3 separate regions of the Homo sapiens genome follow, and regions 2 and 3 are each linked to region 1. The links are chromatin loops, found by intact Hi-C in ENCODE. Cell type or tissue: CD4-positive, alpha-beta T cell. All regions are shown on one strand.

Region 1 (2,500 bases):
CGATTCTCCCACCTCAGCCTCCCAGTTAGCTGGGATTACAGGCGCCTGCCACCATGCCCAGATAATTTCTATATTTTTAGTAGAGGTGGGGTTTCGCCATGTTGGCCAGGCTAATCTCAAATTCCTAACCTCCAGTGATCCACCCACCTAGGCCTCCCAAATGATTATAGGCGTGGGCCACCACGCCCGGCCAACATGTGTCTTTTTTTAAGCTTTACTGAGGTATGACTGACAAATAAAAATGGTATATATTTAGGTATACAACATGATGTTTTGATATATGTATACATCGTAACATGATGTTTTGATATATGTATACATCGTAACATGATGTTTTGATATATGTATACATCATAAAATGATCACCATGATCAAGCTAACATACCTATCAACTGCCATCATCACCCCTTGTGTGCGTGTGATGATGGCACTTGAGATCTACTCTCTTAGCAAATATCTTCACTTTTTTTTTTTTTAAACAGCTGGCCTGACCTAGGGTATACACAGCTGGTTAGTGGACGAGCTGGTTAACAGCAAGCGTGGTTCCTGCCAAGGCTGTTTTCAACATGCTATACTCTCAACACGGGAGCAGCTACACAAGACGACGGGGCCCTTCACACAGCCACACGGACCCTGCCCACTCAGCTTGGGGAGGTTCTACGTGCTCCCAATGAGGATGGCAGACAAGCCACACTTCAATGAGAGTAACTTGCTAGGTTGGCCTCTTTATCTGATTTTAATGGCCAAATACTCATGTAACATCGGCCCAGGTAACATTTGTTCTGAGTTTCAAAGACCACATCAGTGCACCAAGGAACTGGAATCTTTCATAACATAGTAACATGACGTAATAGAATCTGGATAGAATCATACAATAACAATCACAAACCGCTTGCTGTGTACCAGGAACTATTCTAAGTGTTTACAAGAATGATCTCAGTAAATCACAACATCCGATGAGATTATTATCTCCATCACATTGATGAAGTAACCAGGGCACAGAGAAGTTAAGAAAACCACCAAAACCACGGAGCCCTACACGACAGTCAGCGTTTTGGATGACTCAGCCGTACGTGCCCCTGTGATCACACTCCATTTCCGGATAGTCACATTTCATGTTTTTCACCGGGAGGAATGGTCCGGGGATAATTTCTTCTCATTCCTTTCTTTAAAAATAGTACAAAAGGATAAAAACAAAAAGTAAAAGAGAAAAATAAAATCTGCCACAGAGGCTAAAACAACATATCTGATGTCGAAAAAATGTTTTTCACTTTGTTTTTCTCAACAAAAATTCAAATCACTCAAGTACTGCTTGACTCTTCTCCAAACAAACCTAGGCAAGAAGTCCGTAGTATCTCTAAACAAACCCAGGCAAGAATCCACACGGCTCTACAGTTTCTCCTCCAGAGAACTCTGTGGGCCAGGCATGGTGGCCCATACCTGTAATCTCAGCAACTTTGGGAGGCTGAGGCAGGAGGATCACTTGAGGCCAGGAGTTCAAGATCAGCCTGGGCAATATAGAGAAACAAAAAAAAAATAAAAATTAAAATAAGCAAAAATAAAAATACAAAAAGTAAAAATAAGTAAAAAATCCAGGCATCGTGGCTCACGCTTGTAATCCCAACACTTTGGGAGGCCAAGGCAGGAGGATCACTTGAGGCCAGGAGTTCAAGATCAGCCTGGGCAATATAGAGAAACAAAAAAATAAATAAATAAAAATAAGTAAAAATAAAAATACAAAAAGTAAAAGTAAGTAAAAAAGTCCAGGAGTCGTGGCTCATGCCTGTAATCCCAACACTTTGGGAGGCCAAGGCAGGAGGATCACTTAAGGTCAGGAGTTCGAGACTAGCCTGACCAACATGGTGAAACCCTGTCTCTACTAAAAACAGAAAAAAATTAGCCAGGTGTAGTGGCACACACCTGTAATCCCAAATACTTGGGAGGCTGAGGCAGGACAATCACTTGAATCCAAAGGCAGAGGTTTCAGTGAGCCGAGATTGTGCCATTGCACCCTAGCCTGGGCAACAAGAGCGAAACTCCATCTCAAAAAATAATAATAATAAAAATAAGTAAAAAAAATAAATCAGCCAAGCATGGTGATACATACCTGTAGTCCTCGTTACTCAGGAGGCTGAGGCAGGAGGATCACTTGAGTCCAAGAGTTCAAGACTACAGTGAACTACAAAATTAACTTAAAATCAATATTTTTTTTTGAAATAGGATCTCACTCTATCACCAAGGCTGGAATGCTGTGGCACAATCTTGGCTTACTTCAGTCCCAACCTCTCAGGCTCAGGCAATCCTCCCACCTCACTCTTTTGAGTAGTTGGGACCCCAGGTGCACACAACTACACTCAGCTAATTTCTTAATTTTTTGGAGAGACGGGGTCTTGCTATGTAGCCCAGGCTGTTCTCAAACTCTTGGCCTCAAGCAATCTTTCTGTCTCAGCTTCCCAAAGTGTTGGGATTACAGGCATGAGCCACCACACCTAGCCCTAAA
Region 2 (2,500 bases), 160 kb before region 1:
ACGGCCTAGGTGGTTTTCTGAATGTCTCTCCCTAGAACCCACAACACCTCTCATGACAAATTTATCCTTTACAGCGATGCTTTCAGATACTTTACTAGGAGGTTCTCATACAGCAAACCCTGGATTAGCCTCACTAATGCACAGAATGAGACATGCAGATGATAAATTTCTACTTGGCTTTAAAGCCCAGTTGGAAAGGCAGGAAAGAAGAAAGGGAGGGAGGCCGGAAGGGAAAGAAGCATAAATGGGCATTCACTCCACTGGCAGGTGGCTGCACGTATGGACGAGAGAGATGGAACTGGGCTTAAATTATCTGTTACTTCTGGGCCAGGCGCGGTGGCTCATGCTATAATCCCAGCACTTTGGGAGGCCGAGGTGGGTGGATCACGAGGTCAAGAGATTGAGACCATCCTGGCCAACATGGTGAAACCCCGTCTCTACTAAAAATACAAAAATTAGCGGGGTATGGTGGTGGACGCCTGTATTCCCAGCTACTAGGGAGGCTGAGGCAGGAGAATCACTTGAACCCAGGAGGCGGAGGTTGCAGTGAGCTGAGACTGCGCCACGGCACTCCAGCCCGGTGACAGAGCGAGACTCCATCTCCAAAAAAAAGAAAAAAAAAATTATCTGTCACTTCCTTGCTGGAGAACACAGGCAAGACAAGCCTCAGGTTTCTCATCTACACTTTGCGAATGATAATATCCAATCCCCAGCAATCTCCGAGTGATTAAAGGGCACATACAGACTTCAGAGTTGGGCGTGGTGCCCGAGACGCCACAGGGATCAACGCATGAGAGCCCTGATTATACATACGGCAGGAGAGAAATGAGCACGTGCAACCCCTGGTTCTAGGCATGGGGCAAAGGGAGACTCCACAGAGGAGGATGTTTCAAATGTCCTTCCCAAACCATCAGGAAACCACGAGTTAAAATCCAGCCATCCATTCTGAGCCCTGCCCAGGGAGGGCCGTCCGTGGTTCCTACAACTATCAGGCAGATCTCAGAGCCCAAGCCCCATCGACTGATTTTTGCCATCTTAAGAACATCAGTACCAGCTCAGCCAAATGGGTTAGGCGGAAGTAGGCAGGTCAGGACAGTGGAGGAAACGTGCGTGACCGACTCTGTGCCGGGGTCGCCTGGCATCCCTGTCTCTGACTCCTGAACTGTCTGTCCCTAGTAGGTGCTGTGTGTGAGGGGCCCATGGGGCAGAGCAGAAAGTGATGCCCGATTCAGAGGCCCCGCGCTCCCTCCCCTGTGGTCCCTGAGCAGCCGCGGCTCACAGGAGGATGACGGCACCTGCGTTGTTAACTCAAAGGAAACGGTTATTCTGGCTGCTTTCAACTCCAAGCGGCGTGGCTGTGAAGCAAGCATGAGGAAGGGGCTTGCAGTTTTGCCTTTTCTCCGACCTCGATCTGACGATGTGCCCTAGAAGTCAGGCCTACGATGACCTTTGCAATGCTTCTCTCACGGCCAAATTCTGCCCCGTGGCTCCCAGCCCCCTCCACCCCAGAACATGCCCCACAGATCATCTGAGCAGCTGCTGGCACTAACCCCATCCATCCGGGGCAACAGGCTCCACAGGCCCCGGGGAGAGGCTGAGCTGTTTACTTTTGGTTTCTCAATAACTCCTGTTTCCGAGGGCTCTCTGCCAAAGGGAGAGAGAGGGAAGTGGCATCCCATGGCCCTGTCCAAGGACAGCCCAGGGCTGAGGCAGAGCTGGGCAATGCGGCAGTGTTTTCTGGGGCTGCCAGTGGCACCGCAGCCCCCAGGGCTCCCCTCCTTCCTCCCCAACTGTCACCTGCTCACTCCTGAGAAGTGTTTTGTATCATCTCTCTGAAGTGAGTGGGCACAAACTGTACTGCAGAAGTTCTGCTTGGATCACAGAGAAGAGGGTGGCGAAGAGCCACCGAGGGTCAGAGTGGGCCCCTGAGTGGCCTGGAATCACCAGGTGCTGGGCAGGGGTGGGCAGCCAGGGCTAAATGCTTTTGGAAGATGGCACGGATGCAAATACTATCTGCCACAGTAGTGAAGTTCTGGCCAAGGGGTGTATATATGTGTGTCTGTCTCTCTCTTTGACACACATACACACACACACACACACACACACACACACTTGAATGGTTTCTATCCACCATCACACTATATATTAGAAGCCATATGGTTCACAGGGAGGTGCCCTGACCTAGGAGCCAGACCTTCCTAGCCTCATGGCCTTCATGGAGCCAGGCCTGTTATTTTCTCTGTAAAATAAAAGTACTGCACTGGTACCCGGCACGGTGGCTCATGCCTCTAATCCCAGCACTTTGGGAGGCCGAGGCAGGCAGATACAAGGTCAGGAGATCGAGACCATCCTGTATAACATGGTGAAACCCCGTCTCTACTAAAGATACAAAAAATTAACCAGGAGTGGTGGCAGGTGCCTGTAGTCCCAGCTACTCAGGAGGCTGATGCAGGAGAATCACTTGAACCCAGGAGGCAGAGGTTGCAGTGAGTTGAGATTG
Region 3 (2,500 bases), 150 kb before region 1:
AGCTGGAGCCAATCAAATAAATGCTTTACTTTGCTTCCAAGTTCAGCCTATAGAAGCCCACTGCTCATGCTGCCAAAGCCTAGATCTCTGAACCTCTTCTGTTTGTGAGGGCTGCCCAACTCATGAATCCTTTAATGCTCAAAGAAATTCTACTACATTTATTTTGTCGACAGTTTCTCTTTTAAAGGGGGATAAACTCAACCCCTCCTCCAAATGCCCACACTCTCCTCACTTCCTGCTTTCCCTTCTTGGGTCTTCCTGGGCTATGTCCCTTTTTAGGACTGAAGAGCTCTCTCATCTCCACCCCTTTTAGGGTGTCTTACTGCTTGCCAGAAGACAAAACCCTAACAACTCCTTTCCCAGACTCCCCTGCAGCTGGGTTCCATGTGTGGCCTGACTCTCCCCCAAGCAGAGACTTAGCCCTGGAAAGGAGGGAAGGCAGAAGCTGCTACTCATAGTAGGAAGCGATGAGATGCATTCAGAGTTGGCTACACAGCTTTCACAGCCCAGTGCAATACAAAAATGCCAGGCACCTTGTTCAAAAATCAGGAGGAAATACTTTCCCCTTTCTTCTGTGGTCTCTTTATTGACCTGTCATGGTATTTTTAAAATTTGCTATCTAATGTCACGCTTCCTCAGGTGGCAGTGGTCTCTGGGTGGGACCAGAAAGTGGGCAGCTGAACACTCACCCTGGAAACATGGTCAAGGGGTAGGGGACAGAACGGGCTATGGACAGAAGACGCATGGCCCAGAGCACGCACGTTGGACTTGACTTACAAAACGCAAATGCAAAGATACAATCAAGACATTCAAGATGGGCCTGGATCAATCACCCCACCTCAGATGCAAAGGTCCCAGGGACCAGGCCCAAGTTCATGAGCCTAGAATCGGGGGAAGGTGTATTCCACAAGCCAGCAGCATTTTAGTGACTGCCCACATTCTGATAATTCCTCAAGTTCCTAGCTTTAGCAAAAGAAGAATCTCTCCTAAAACCATCCTTTTTTTTTTTTTTTTTTTTTTCAGATGGAGTTTCACTCTTGTTGCCCAGGCCAGAGTGCAATGGTGTGATCTCGGCTCATTGCAACCTCCACCTCCCAGGTGCAAGCGATTCTCCTGCCTCAGCCTCCAGAGTAGCTGGGATTGAAGGCACATGCCACCATGCCTGGCTAATTTTTGTATTTTTAGTAGAGACGGAGTTTCACCATGTTGGCCAGGATGGTATTGAACTCCTGACCTCAGATGATCTGCCCTCTTCAGCCTCCCATAGTGTTGGGATTACAGGCATGAGGCACCACACCTGGTCTCCCCCAGATCACCTTGAAGATCATGCCTGGAACCTCAGCATGGAGTGAGTCTCCTTCCCCGCCTTTCATTGTCAGTGTCAGCACTTGAAATTCTCATCACCCTGTGCTTAAACCAGCTGGAATCATTTCTGCTTTCCGCAAGTGGATCCTGACCTATATAGTCAATTCCTTCCTGCAGCCTGGGCCTGGCTGCAATATGGCTGCCCCACCTACGTCAACCACTTCCTGGGACTTGAACACCGCATGAGGCCGAGCAGATGAGAACCACACGTTCAACCTCCTGGAAACAGTTTCCTGATTTTGTTTTTGTTTATTACCAGAAAAGGAAGTGTCTGAAAACTATGTATTTTCCAGCAGACAAACTGCCTGTAACCTAAACTAGCCTTTAACTTTCCAACCATGGGAAATGTTTCTATATCTGACAGAAACGCTTGAGTTCACTGACTCCCTGAAAGTTTACAGCAGGAAATGAGAAGGGACAGAAACGTAGAGCCCATTGTCATTGGCCCACTTGGTGGGTGGTTCCACATTCTGTCTGACTCTTGGCTGTGGTGGAGGCCGAGTGCTGACAGCCTCAACTGTAAGGCATTCAAAAAGCAAGAAAAATACAAGTGAAATTAACCCATCCCAAAATGTCACTTTGAAATTAGCTGCCTATAAAAACAAGGATCACACCTATAGGCTTAAACGTGGTTGAACAAAACAAACTTGTTTTGTATAAAAGAAATTACCACATCTTGAGATGCTTGGGGTAGGGTTGCTAGGTGGTGCCTGTTATTTTTTCTTGCCCCAAATCACAGCAATGAGAATTTGACATGTCCACTGTTCCTCCCTGTAATGTGGATGTTATCATGCTCTTAAGCTGAGCTCACCTCTTATAATGACAGAACTTCACTCCCATGATTGTGTTATTAGAGTGCAATGGCACGATCTCGGCTCACTGCAACCTCAGCCTCCAAGGCTCAAGTGATTCTCCTGCCTCAGCCTCCCAAGTAGCTGGGATTACAGGCATGTGCCACCACGCCAGGCTAATTTTTTGTATTTAGTAGAGATGGGGTTTCACCACGTTGGTCAGGCTGGTCTCGAACTCCTGACCTCAAGTGATCCACCCACCTCGGCCTCCCAAAGTGCTGAGATTACAGGCGTGAGCCACCGCGCCTGGCCATGTTTTAATGAGAGAAGAAGGCAACGCAACT

What was found. Hi-C counts contacts between places; a loop is a spot of excess contacts. Peaks named below come from ENCODE experiments on the same cell type or tissue, not always from the same donor. Only the 100,000 strongest peaks of a DNase experiment are listed, where the experiment ranks them.
Region 2: a loop joins it to region 1, with 4 times the contacts of the local background. A loop is called at or near these places in 3 of 110 quality-filtered maps.
Region 3: it touches region 1 in a loop (3-fold over the local background); 3 of 110 quality-filtered maps call a loop at or near these places.

What each region holds. Positions count from the first base shown.
Region 1 is chr10:12,447,415-12,449,914 of GRCh38, reverse strand. All of the region lies in intron 1 of CAMK1D (calcium/calmodulin dependent protein kinase ID), which reads right to left. Among named protein-coding and RNA genes, the nearest start is that of CAMK1D, 99 kb to the right of the region's middle. RefSeq lists an enhancer at 310-1,509. In CD4-positive, alpha-beta T cell, no CTCF peak of the experiment used is centred here; a DNase peak (open chromatin) is centred at 1,014; H3K4me3 peaks cover 866 bases; H3K27ac peaks cover 1,023 bases.
Region 2 is chr10:12,604,950-12,607,449 of GRCh38, reverse strand. The region is part of intron 2 of CAMK1D (calcium/calmodulin dependent protein kinase ID); the gene reads right to left. Among named protein-coding and RNA genes, the nearest start is that of MIR4480, 27 kb to the right of the region's middle. RefSeq lists an enhancer at 1,648-1,697. In CD4-positive, alpha-beta T cell, no CTCF peak of the experiment used is centred here; DNase peaks (open chromatin) are centred at 1,289 and 1,569; H3K4me3 peaks cover 1,224 bases; H3K27ac peaks cover 1,509 bases.
Region 3 is chr10:12,593,863-12,596,362 of GRCh38, reverse strand. The region is part of intron 2 of CAMK1D (calcium/calmodulin dependent protein kinase ID); the gene reads right to left. Among named protein-coding and RNA genes, the nearest start is that of MIR4480, 16 kb to the right of the region's middle. In CD4-positive, alpha-beta T cell, no CTCF peak of the experiment used is centred here; DNase peaks (open chromatin) are centred at 1,522 and 1,822; H3K27ac peaks cover 2,258 bases.